Regions from separate parts of the Homo sapiens genome. Here region 1 is linked to region 2. The links are chromatin contacts, found by Hi-C or POLR2A ChIA-PET in ENCODE. All regions are on one chromosome and are shown on one strand. Each heading gives the region's core, a stretch centred on a gene start or an enhancer-like site at or near the end of the contact. The rest is flanking DNA. Distances are from core to core; before and after follow the strand shown. Region 1 overlaps WWOX (WW domain containing oxidoreductase). Region 2 overlaps WWOX (WW domain containing oxidoreductase).

The links. A loop is a pair of places that touch in the nucleus more often than their neighbours do. ChIA-PET counts read pairs that join two places held with the same protein, here RNA polymerase II (POLR2A). Pooled maps may share reads with other maps.
Region 1: a loop to region 2 is called in a map of HepG2, with 9 times the contacts of the local background. The contact joins two enhancer-like sites. A Hi-C loop is called at or near these places in 1 of 168 maps with a recorded cell type or tissue (HepG2) and 1 of 50 pooled maps. POLR2A ChIA-PET finds 5 or more read pairs at or near these places in 4 of 52 experiments (HepG2, OCI-LY7, activated CD4-positive, alpha-beta T cell and 1 more).

What each region holds. Positions count from the first base shown.
Region 1 is chr16:78,502,094-78,508,576 of GRCh38, forward strand. The region is part of intron 8 of WWOX (WW domain containing oxidoreductase); the gene reads left to right. Among named protein-coding and RNA genes, the nearest start is that of WWOX-AS2, 5.3 kb to the left of the region's middle. Within about 2 kb of position 2,646, at least 17 of the 41 ENCODE cell types and tissues checked have a DNase peak (open chromatin) inside an H3K27ac peak, as active enhancers do.
Region 2 is chr16:78,458,938-78,464,947 of GRCh38, forward strand. All of the region lies in intron 8 of WWOX (WW domain containing oxidoreductase), which reads left to right. It overlaps LOC124903728 (a long non-coding RNA gene), which reads right to left. Exons shown (of 3, transcript XR_007065127.1): 1 at 3,806-6,010; 2 at 3,603-3,713; 3 at 2,859-3,411. Among named protein-coding and RNA genes, the nearest start is that of WWOX-AS2, 38 kb to the right of the region's middle. Within about 2 kb of position 2,679, at least 2 of the 41 ENCODE cell types and tissues checked have a DNase peak (open chromatin) inside an H3K27ac peak, as active enhancers do.

The sequences.
Region 1 (6,483 bases), core at 1,396-3,895, 43 kb after region 2:
GTCTTCCTTCCCAGGCACACATCCACTGGAGCTTTGCAGGGCCTATCTGCCCTTAGCCCTCCAATATCCTTTTCATTTTCTTTAATAGTTTTATTGATATATAATGTGCCTACCATATAATTCATCTGCTTAAGGTGTACAATTCAATGGCTTTTAGTGTATTCAGAGTTTGCATCCACCATCACAATCAGTTTTAGAACATTTTCATTAACCCAAGAAAATGACCCCTTAGTCATCACCCCAAATACCTCCTCTCTCCAGTTCCTGGCAACCACTAACCAATCTACTTGCTGTTTCTATGGATTTACCTATTCTGCGTACCTCATATAAATAGAGTGATATGTTAGTCGTCTCTTGTGTCTGGTTTCTTCCTCTTAGCATCATGTTTTGAAAGTTTATCCCTGCGACAGCATCTACCAGTTCATCATTTCTTTTTGTGGCTAAGTAATACGCCATTGTATGGATATACCACATTTTGTGTATCCATTCATTAGTTCATGGATTTTGTGTCTATTATGAATAATGCTGCCATGAGCATCTGTGTTGTCCACAAGTTTCAGCATGGACTTCTGTTTTCATTCCAATATCCTTTGATGACATGTCTTGGCAGTGATGTCTATGACACTGGGCAAGTGTCTTAAAATGTTGTGCATCAGAAAAAAGTCATCATTGCCAAGGCCAGCAGATCTCGAAAAGGGGGCTGGGATACGTTGGTGATTTTTTTCATGCTCTACTTACAGTATGACTCGTAACTGTTAATGGCTGAGCTCCTCCTTAGGTGAAGAAGGAAGGCAATGGCGTTTTCTATTCTGGGCCTCCCTGCTTCCAGCGATAGCAAGGAGCGAAATGAGATGCTGTCTAAGAAAGGAAGGTGCTGCGATCTTTGATTACTACACAGCCTCGGCAGTGTTTGTATGATTAATGAGTCCATGTTTCAGACGTTCCCATTTAATGTATTTGAGCCTTCTAACAACATTGCCTTTCATATGTTGCTGACTGTTTTTGAGATTTATGAGGCCTAACTCGCAAGCGATGTGTGTCTGGATTAAGAGAACCTGAGAATCTCTATTTATGTCTGACCCCAGGAAATTCCCTTTAAGCTGCTTATCAGAGGTGCATGCTGAGAGCATGATGGGAAGATGGAGTCTTCCATCCGCTGGTAAAATCTGGAATCTGCTCTCATTTCATTTTCACTGAACTGAAAATAAGGTAACAGACCCTCAGGTCTACCTATAAGTACCTTCCAACTGTTCCACTTTTGTAAATTTAGTTCAGATAATACATATGCTGAAATTCCTATATCCCCCCCATACTCCAGATCTTCAGTGTGGAATTTAAATATAATTCCTTATTGTAAAAAAAAAAAATTTTTTTTTGATCAAGGTGATTTTGATAAACTAAATGCATCTTTAATTTTACTCACAGCAAAGCGATTCTTTATTTTCTCTCTAAAAGCATAATTGATGTGCCATGATCTTTGTCTTTGCATTTTTAAAACTGAAAGAACATTTCCACACCATTAGAAATAAGATTTCTTCTTAAAAATATTCACAAGGTGCAAACACTTACATGTGTATATGCATGATTTCACCACCAGGGGGCATTGTGGTTTGACTGTCCAGTTAAAGAGCCTGTGTTCTATCAGTTTACCCAGAAACTAGAAGGCCTGCGAGTATTTCTGATTCCTTCCAAGAAGGATTCATATCTGGAAGAGAACAGATGTCGACTCTTTTTCCTCTCTAGCAAACAGTAGTGTTGTCAAATTTGCTAAACTTAGCCAGTTGAAGATTAACATGCAATATATAATATGCATGCGACTAAGTGTACAATAAATAGTAAATCACATTTTTATGCTTTCTCTGAACTTGGAAGCTGCAAGTTATGTTTTTTTTATTCCCTGGGTGTGATGAAATAAATAACATTCAAATACATCTTAAAGATGTCAGTCAGGGGGAAAAAAGTGCTTGGCAACTGTGTTTGATAGATTTCTTTTATGATTAATTCTCCTATTAAGTTTTAATGACTTCAAAGATACAAAGCTAGAAACTACAAAACTAGGCATGGTTAATAAATAACTGAAATACCAGGTGTATAGAAATGCATCTGTGGAAAAATGAAATCATGTATTCTCTAGGATATATTAGGAAATGGCTCTTTGGCAAGTCTAGAGGGTAAAGTATCCCTGAAGGGGGAAAAGGTTTAAAAACAGTAAACTAAAGAAGATTGTTTTTCTGAAAGAAATTCCCAGGAGAAAGGTACTTTCTGAGATTCACATATGTAGATTACATTGTTATGAACCAACATTTATAAGCAAGCTTGATCTCTCAGAATGCGTTTGTCTATCTCAGATTTTCAAGAATCCTCATACAAATTGTCCAGGGTTTCCACCTCGCAGTTTTCTTCCAGGGTTGCTATGGCATGGAAAGTACATTGCTATTTTGTTATGTAAATGCTCAACAGACTGGCTCATTCCAGAAGTGGGCGTCGTGATGCCAGTGTCTTCGTAATACTATCTTTCTTTCCCCTTTAGCACCCAGAACTTATGAAATATGACTCGGTTTATCCTGAACACATCTCTGTGCATCGGGGAGGATGGGAGAATTAATTCCAGTTTCTCAATTGCAAAAGTGAGGCTGGTCATGGGGCTTGGAACCACGCCACGGACGCATGAAGCCTCCCCGTTTACATGCCAAATCCAGAGCTTATGCATCCGTGCTCAGGGCTCTCTGTGGTAGGCAACAGCTGGATTATTTACTTTCTAGAATATCTCGAGTTCTTAATCTGAGCAGTTTCGAAACCAAACCCACATTAATTAATATAAATAATGACTGGGAAACGTTGCAGGACTCCCCGGAAAAGAATGTATAAATTGATGTGTTTTTGTATATGCTTATGTATATGCCTTTGTGCACGAAAGGAGATAAATGGTGTATTTCACACAGTTCCTTCTCCTCCTCTAAGGGATATTATTGTTCCTGAATTTTTCTGAGCCGCCGAAGCACAATAGGGTTTAGAGCGTTCACACCAGGCAGCCCCCACTCTTCAGAACTTCAAATCTAAAGATCTTTTAAATACACAGAACTTACTTTTGAAAGCTGTGGCCCATCCCAAATGAATTCTAATCGTCAGCCTCTAGAATGCCTGGAGTGAGAAAACAGAATATTGTTCTTTTCTGTTTATATTATTTCATACTGAGTTAATACACTTGCCAAGACTCCGAGGCAGCTTCTGGCTTGACAATGCCTTCTTTAACTAGCCTAGTTTCTAGAATAAAGTTCGGGTCCACCAGGCCCTCTGAGTGGGGCTCAGGACACTCTGAGATGGAAGAGACTGGAGAAAGCCAATCTGTTTCTCCCTGAAAATCATCTTACTTTTTTAACGCTTCGTACCTAGATTTGGCCTGGGCAGCCCAGGGAGACTGTTCAAGCACTGGATACCTAGACTCTGCTGGGCTCTAGAGAAGTGCTGGGCTACAGCGCCCAGTGCCCTACCTCTTGGGGCCAGCCAGCCTCACCAAAAAATCACGCTTCTGGCTTGCTCCAAACTCAGGAAGTTGCTGGGAAGTCTGGCTAGCAACACCCTCATTCCCAGTCCTGGCCATGCCTCTCTGCTCTCCCTAGCACAGGGAGCATGCAGGCTTAAGGCTGGAAGAAACCCCAAGCATTTGGCCAGGAAGAGGCAACTAGTTCCAGCTGGCCCACATACTACACTTTAAAAATTACCCAGATGATCTGATTCTGTAGAGAGAGTGGGTGGAGAGGACTCCAGGGCCATGGAGGAAGATTCGGCCTTTCTCTCCCTAATCATGAGCAATGTGATTTGGAGAGAGAAGGACCCGGTTGGCTCTGCAAACCGCATTTCCTTGGCTGAACGCCAGAGGAGAGAAATGATCCGGCAAGAAGACACACCATTCCCCGTCAGCCCCTTCCCGACCCTTGCACCCCTGGATCTTCTGCTGAGTATCGGATTGGTCTGCGTCCAAGAGCTCCTCGCTTGGCCAGCAGGGGCTGCCTGGAGAAGGGGAGGACAGGCTTCGAGTTTTTTGGGTAGTGACTTCTGTGGACGTGAAAAGACTGCACCAGAAATCGGAGGCAGCCCTCCAAACATAACTTGGCCTCTTCGTTCTCCCTGTGGACACACAGGCTGTGTTCTCCTGGCCAAGAGTCCAAGCGTGTTTTTGGCGCGTGCTGACACTCTATATCGCTTTTGCTTCGGAAACGAATCTGGTCAGTGACTTAGCCACTCTATAAAAATGAAGAGCAGAGCTCGAGTGCTTATAACACGTCATTTTTACCCAAGACAGAGAAGAAAAACGAAAGAGAGCCTGAGCATTCCTTTGACTCCCTCCACCCCCGGAAGGTATATTCAGAGTCTCCAAGACTGCCTCCGCCCACTCACATGTTTATGGCCCGGTGAGACCGCATCCTCCCTTTCTATATCTGTCCCTTTTCTGGATGCAGGGACACAGAATCCCCTAAGTGGGAAGAGCTTTGGAGTGGAGGCTGTTCAAAGTTCTGTGGTGATTAATTATTACCTACCCAAGGTCTGGTCATTGCTATACTTGAGTTCTTTTCAGGCTCAAGATCTCTACCTTTTTGTGTGTTTTTTTTTTTTTTTTTTTTTTTTTTTTTTTTTGTACAGAGTCTTGCTCTGTTGTCCAGGCTGTAGTGCAGTGGAACAATCTCTGTATGCTCCCTGCAACCTCTGGCTCCAGGTTTAAGTGATTCTCCTGCCTCAGCCTCCCAAGTAGCTGGAACTACAGGCACCTACCACCACGCCTGGCTAATTTTTTGTATTTTTAGTAGAGACGGGATTTCACCATGTTGGCCATATTGGTCTTGAACTCCTGACCTCAAGTGATCCTCCCACCTCAGCTGCCCAGGGTGCTGGGATCACAGGCGTGAGCCACCGTGCACGACCTCAGGGTCCCTTCTAACCTGTGCTGTTGTCATAAACCCTGGAGGAGAAGCAAGATCTTTCTAGCAGGAGCAACATCATCCCAAATAAAGTGATAGACTTTGATAGTGTTCTTCTATTCATTCAACCAACAGAGAACAAATGAAAAGAATCAGGAGTCTATTGAGGAGACAGAACATGAGTGATTTCTGTGTGCTGACTATATTTAAAGACAAGATTAGCAGTAATATATAAACGTAAATAAGAATTTTTTTCCCCAGCCAAGAACCATAGATTGGACTTCACATTCAAAATGTAAATTGTGCCTAGGAAACATCAATGCTTATTTTAAGCAACTGACCCTTGGGATAAAAATAAAAAGTCAAAAGGAAACAAACAATGTTGCTGAGAAGTGATAGAATATTCTAGTTTATATCTCAGTCATTTTACAGCTCTGGCATTTCTGGGTAACACTTTAGAATACTTCCACTCCGGTTGGTCCATAAAAAGCTGCCTGTGTTTTTATGTTTTGAAAATACACGCAGAGAGACCCACTGCATGTCCTATTAGGCATCTTATCCTTGAGTAAGCAGGCATGCAACATCAGTGTCACACACATATCACCCCCATACTCGACATTCTTTGAGAAATGCCTTGGTCCCGTCTCCAGCCAGATCAGCATTGCACCTCTTGGCATGCGTTCTTACCTGTTGAGGATTTGCTTGAATTATAATATGGTAGAGGAGGAAACACAGTCTTACTGTGCCGTGTGCTGAGCGCAGAGCCATTCTCAGCATCCTGCCTTGATTAATAAGGCGTGAAAGATCCTCCGAATTCGCACCTGTTCAGACAAGCTTGTCCAACCCATGGCCCCCGGGTCGCATGTGGCCCAGGACAGCTTTGAATGTGGCCCCATACGTATTTGTAAACTTTCTTAGAACATCAGGATTTTTATGCACGGACCTTTTATGCATGGACTGTGGTGTTTTTTGATTTTTGGTTGCGTGCGTGTGTGTGTGTGTGTGTGTGTGTGTGTGTGACGGAGTCTTGCTCTGTCACTCAGGCTGGAGTGTAGTGGCATGATCTTAGCTCACTGCATCCTCTGCCTCCCAGGTTCAAGCAATTCTCCGTGTCTCAATCTCCCTAGTAGTTGAGATTACAGGTGCCCACCACCAAGCTTTGCTAATTTTTGTATTTTTTTAGTAGAGACAGGGTTTCGCCATGTTGGCCGGGCTGGTCTTGAACTCCTGATCTCAGGTGATCCTCCTGCCTCAGCCACCCAAAGTGCTGGGATTATAGGCGTGAGCCACTGCGCCCGGCCTTTTTTTTTTTTTTTTTTTTTTTTTTTTTTAACGCTCATCAGCTATTGTTAGTGTTAGTGTAGTTTATGCGTGGCCGAAGACAATTCTTCCTCCACTGTGGCCCAGGGAAGCTAAAAGATTGGACACCTGTAAACAAAAACAACACAGCCATCTAGCTGCAAGACGTAGCTAATTGCTCTGCAGAACAGGGTTGGCCAGCCTGGCCTTGATGTCGGAGTGTTCTCTAGACCTCACACCCAGTCCCTATTCTTAGGTTTTATTTCTC
Region 2 (6,010 bases), core at 1,429-3,928:
TCACCTCAGCATTTAATTTACTTCCGTCACAAAACTACTTGAAGTTGTCCCAGGCTAGTTGGTCCTATTAATTACAACCTAGAGGGATTCTATTAGTAAACTAATGGATTACAGTACCTAAATGGAAGCCAGCAGATGACTTTGGAAGGACTGATCCGCAAGGGCCTTCTGTGTGAAGATTAAATGAAGCTTCCTTTAGCCTTCTCAGGTGGCCACAGTTTCCCATAACCTTAGAGATTATCTAGGCCAAGGCTATTAATTTAGAGATTAAGAAGCCAAACCCAGAAAGGTTGAAAGACTGTCGTAAGTTCACACTGAAAGAGAGTGGTGTAATGCCCTTTTCACCAGGCTCCAAGAAATTTGCCTATTTTATGTTTTAACGGACATGGTATCCCCAGCATTTTTAATAAATGCCCTTTTCTTGCATAAGTAACTGGATATTTCCGAGTGGCCTACAAGTGGAGCGTGATTTCATCTTTCATCAAGAGAAGCAGCTTTTCCTCCTCTTGTATCCGTTTTCTTCCTTTTCTAACTATCAAGGTCATGCGGTATCTGCCATTTTGCATATTCTTGCTTTGCTTCATGTTTTCCTTAAACTCTGTGCACATGAATATTTGTGGTATATGGCTTAATTGTAAGCGATCAGGCATCAATGGCTTTTTATGAGGCAAAATCTACTTTCTGCATTTGCGTGTGCCATTATTATAGATTGCTGATGTTTGCCAATGGATATTCTTGGAAGTCGTCTTCTGGTTTAAATGCAGTTAAGTATTTAAAAATAATACCAGTGACATGTTTGCATTTACATTCAGCCTGAAGGCCTACTTGATGCTGCAACTGAAAAATTGTTAGACTAGATTTTATTTTATTTTAATTCTTTTTGAGACAGGGTCTTAGTCTGTCACCCAGGCTGCTGGAGTGCAGTGGTGCAATCATGGCTCACTGCAGTCTTGACCACCCTGGCTCAGGTGATCCTCCCACCTCAGCCTCCCGGGTAGTTAGGGCTACAGGCACACGCCAGCACACCCAGCTAATTTTTTGTATTATTTATAGAGTTGGGTTTTTCACCATGTTGTTCAGGCTAGTGTTGAACTCCTGGGCTCAAGCAATCCGCCCACCTCGGCCTCCCAAAGTGCTGGGATTACAGGCATGAGCCACTGTACCTGGACTCCACTATGCCTTCCCCTCCCCTTCCCTCCCTTCCCCACCCTAAAGAGTCTCGCTCTTTTCCCCAGGCTGGAGTGCAGTGGCACTATCTGGGCTCACTGCAACCTGTGCCTCCCGGATTCAAGAGATTCTTGTGCCTCAGCCTTCCAAGTAGCTGGTTTTGCAGGCATGCACCACCACACCCAGCTAGTTTTTCTATTTTTAGTAGAGGCGGAGTTTCACCAAGTTGGCCAGGTTGTTCTCAAACTACTGACCTCTCCTCGGCCTTGCAAAGTGCTGGGATTATAGGTACCCCGCCTGGCTGATACTTTCCTTAGTTGTTTTCAGTGTAATAACCTGTCTTCAGTCTACTCTTTGTCCTTTTCTCTCCTTTCCTCCCTGAATACTCAAGCTTCCAGTGCACAGATTTCTCCAACCCTGAATGTGACTGATACCAACACCATACTAGCTCTTCCACAGATGCCTGTTTGTTTTGCAGAACACTGGCCTGAATGACTCAGACTTGGAGCTTGAAAGAGGGAGAACTGATGTGGCCTGTGGCAGACGTGTCCAATGACCTGCTGTGTCCTTGCTTTTGAAGAACTAAAGAGTAGACTTGACCACTTTTTAAACATGACATTCGATCCACGTGGCATAGCAAGGATGGGATCCACAAGATGGAGTGATCTTTACGCCATCCTCCTGACCATAAATACTAAATGAATACTCTATTTCAGTTGAGTTTTTAGTTTGCTCTGTTACGTGAGGACACATCACTTGCACCTCAGTGTGAGTTTGAAAGTGTTTTCTCTGGAGAATAATTCTGAAGAAATAGGCCCTCCAGATATCAGTAGTGACAGGGGTATCAGTAATGTTGATTACTAAGTTCTTGCCACAGGTAGAAGCCATGCTACTGCACAAGTTTCATACTTGAAGAGTGGACATCTGACACAGTGTTGGTGGTTGTTGAAGTGTATGACTATTACTGTGTTGCTTTGGAAGCTTGATGCCATAACAAAAGTGCAGAATTCCATGTTTGATAACTTTCTGACTTGATGAAAATGAATTGTGGATACAGATTTCACTATCCATGAATTGTGGCCTTAACTTTCTCATGTACTTACTTTAAATCAGAGAGCCCACCTGTCCAATTCTAGCTTCTCCTGGGCATCCTGTATTTGACACAGCCCCTCCCAGCATTCTGAGTCATCGTCTGCTGCTCTTGCACTGTCCGTTTTCCAAATGAGGAACTCATCGGTAAGGCCAGAAAGGAAAGGGAGAAAAAACAAACAAACAAACAAACAAAAAATAGGAAAAAAAGAAAGAGCGTATTTATAGATGGTAGAGAATTCTGGGCATGAGAAACCCAGCCAAACAAGTGGAATGTGTGCATAGGTGGGACTGCTGATCTTGTTTTATGAAAGAAATAAAGGCAAGTCAAACAGATCCTTTCGCAAGGATCCCCATGTGTGTATGTCTAACCCAGTGACAGGTAAGGCAGCCAGGAGCTGCTGTTATTTCAGTGCAAAGCTGTTTTCACAATCACAGACATGCACAGCTCAAAAACCCTCACAGGTCACGCCTGAATACCTTCAATGTGCCCCATGTAAAAATACACTGCAAGTCGATTGGACATGCCCTATGAATTATACCTTATTTATGATCGTCGAGCCCTCCCTTTTCCCGTCATGCTTTAGAATTATGGGCTGGAGCAGTTTTTAATACTCTATTTATTTTAGGGGAGGAAAATGTTTTTCTTTAACCACAACATTCATGCAATACCAACTGCTGGCAGTTTCCCCAGCATTTAAGGAAATATTGTTGTAAGACTTTTATGTTCTGTACTTCAATCAGCTAGAGCCAGCAGTATCCCAATGGAAGGACCCTCAACAGACCATTTTCAGCATTTTGCTACAATTAAACTCCTCTGGTTTTAGCCCTCAGGCAATTTAGTACCTTTTTACATATGCACATTATGAACTTTTGACCAGGGTCTAGCAGTCATATATTAGAATGCTGCTCTTGAAGGCAGGCTTAACAAGTTCCTCTGAGTATTACAGTTGGAGTCAGTTGTGGAAAAGGTAATTTAAGCAACTTGCAGCGAGGCCATTCAGAATCTCAGCGATGATCCTAAATATCTTTCTCTCTTGCTCACGCTCTTTTTTTTTTTTCTTGTTTCCTCTGGAAGCTGGTAGCAGGAGCTTTCAAAGTCTGTGATTGATCTTTTATTCAGTAGCTAACGAGGGCTGTGATTCTATTAGCGCACTACAAGGCAAGAGAACAGTGATTTAATGAAGTGTCTAGTGAGCCGGCCATAGATTTATCCTGTTGTCGCTAATTTGCAGCGCACTTGCCAGCATAAAGGAAACTGCACTCACACTGCTATTAAGCAGGTATTTCCTTAGTAAATTGTTGTAAGGTCAGGTACAGTTATCTGAGCAAAAGCAATGCCTTACCTCTTCAGTGTCTGCAAATGACAGCCGCCGTGCTGAGCGCTCACTGAAGTGGAACCGGGAGATCAGAGGTCCGTCTCCAAGTCGCCCTTAGCGGAGGCAGGAGCAGATGAACTGCCAAGTAGGAGTAATAGAGTCATAATTGGTGATTAGAACTGGAAAGGTGCAATAACATCTTAATACAAACTGGCGTATGTTATAGTTACTGTCAGTTGTTGTAAACTCGTCCTGCCGCCTGGACTAGTTACGCTTCCCTTGATTAGCTCTGAGAAACGAGGCAGCGGGCACTGGGGCAGCCACATAGACAACATCTAAATTTTTGTTGCTTTCCTGGGTCTTGCCCTGTCCTTACTGTTTCCCTTGGGCACGCTGTTCACCCCTTAGGACATACTACAGTAACCTTTTCCCACCACCGTGGGAGGACTGTGATTTTGTAAATGTCCTCTGATCTCTCCTCTTTGCAGGCGCAGTGACATTTATGCACACTGGCTTTGAGGCTCATTGATCTTTTGTTTTATTTGCCTTTGCTGAGGCAGGGGCAGGTCTTTGTTTCATGTCAGATCCGTATCCCACTGCAATTCTGTGTTACTGTAGGAGATTTGGGGTTGGCATGCCAGAGTGAAAACGCGAAAGAAAATAAACAGGCAGCACTGAGGAATTATACACTTGAGCTTGGCATTTTTCTTAACGCAGGGCTATTTTAGGTGCACTGCGCATGTTGGAGGTGCCCTTGCAGGTATAGGTAGGCATTGTCCATCCGTGGTAAAAAGCAATAGAAGAAATTCTTACCCGATGCTTAATGAATTGCCAGGCTGGTTAAAAAGGATAACCCTTGAAACCTAGGGTGTCCAACTGCTAATTTATATAGACTGGAGATATTTCCATGCCTCGCAGCAAAATTTTTCTTTAAATTCACAGAAGCAGCAGCTATCCAGCATTGTCCAGTTGTGCTGAGTAGCTGTCATTATTGATAAACATGTAACTGGTCATTTGTATTGTTTTGAGTAGGATATGGCTTATCAGGATGCATAGTAGAGAAAAATGAGATGAGGTAATGAGATCACATACACTGAAGCATCTTACGAATCTGGCACATAGTAGGTTCTCAATAAATCTTTTTTGATTCTGTGACTGTTAGAATCTGTTGGCTGATACTCTGTCATCTGGCTCTCACTCTGCTCCATAAAACTTGGGTAATTCTAATGCTTACTTCATCCCAGGGCTGATGTGTGTTAGGTTAGGGTTTATGATCAAGTAAAGAGTTTAAAGAAGTGTTTTATGAGGGAGTTTTGTTTGCAAATGATCACCTGGTAATTTAAGAGGGTGAGCTAAACTTCCTCCTTTTCTAGTATGGACCTTTGGGGCTCAGGATGAGGATGTTCAATTTGTACTGCTGGTGGAGCTGCCTTTCCATTAAGTGAGTCTTTCTCCAAGGGAACAGAAGTCTTAGGTTGTTGATCTGGCGGTCAGAACCTAGGACAGGCAAGGCAGTGGGCTGTTGTAGAGGAGATGAAGCTGATCAGAGCACACCCACACCAGTGACAACCGGTCAGGACCTGGGAAGGGCTCTGACCCATTCATCTGAGAGATGTGGCATGAGGAACACTGAGACCTAATGCTTATTGCTTAATATTGTGGACAAGGGACTCTGTGGGTTGTCTAGTACTAAGCAGAATGGAAGGGAAGGATGGAAGGAAGAGAGGGAGAGACGGAGGGAGATGGAGGATGACAGGGAGATGGAGGGAGGCAAAAAGAAAAAGGGAGAAGGAAAGAGAGGAAAGAGGGGAAGGGAGGAAGGAAAGAAGAGAGAGAAGGAGGAAGAGAGGGAAGGAGGCACAGAGGTAGAGAGGCAGGGAGATAATGGAGATCCTGGCCAAAAGTTAATGCTCCGTTTCTAGTAGTCCACAGAAAGCACCTTGACCAAGTGACTGAATACAAATCGTATCACAAACTACTAGGATTTCTTGGGTGCTTACCATGTGCCATATTTCCTTGAATCTTCATGACGATCCTTCAAGGGATCCTTGTTTTCTAAAGGGTAAAGGTGCAGGTTAGAGGCTATGTCAGAAGCAAGTCAGGATTTGAAGGCAGATCTGTCTGCTTTTGCCCCTCTGTAAATCCAGAGCTGCTGCCTCATTTCTTACGTTGCCCCCACCCGTGCAGCAATTCTTCCTGGGAGGCCTCATTGTTCATATTCATAAAGGGCCCCATTCAGTCTCCTTTTTGGAGAAATGGCCACTGCAACTCTCTGTTCTGACCTGGGGGGAAATGTTAGACCCTCAATAAGGAGAATCAGAGAAAGAAGAAATAAAACATATTACTCCATTCCCATACTTCTGTGAAGAAATACCCGAGACTGGGTAATTTATAAAGAAAAAGAGATTTACTGAACTCAGTCGTTTCACCTGGCT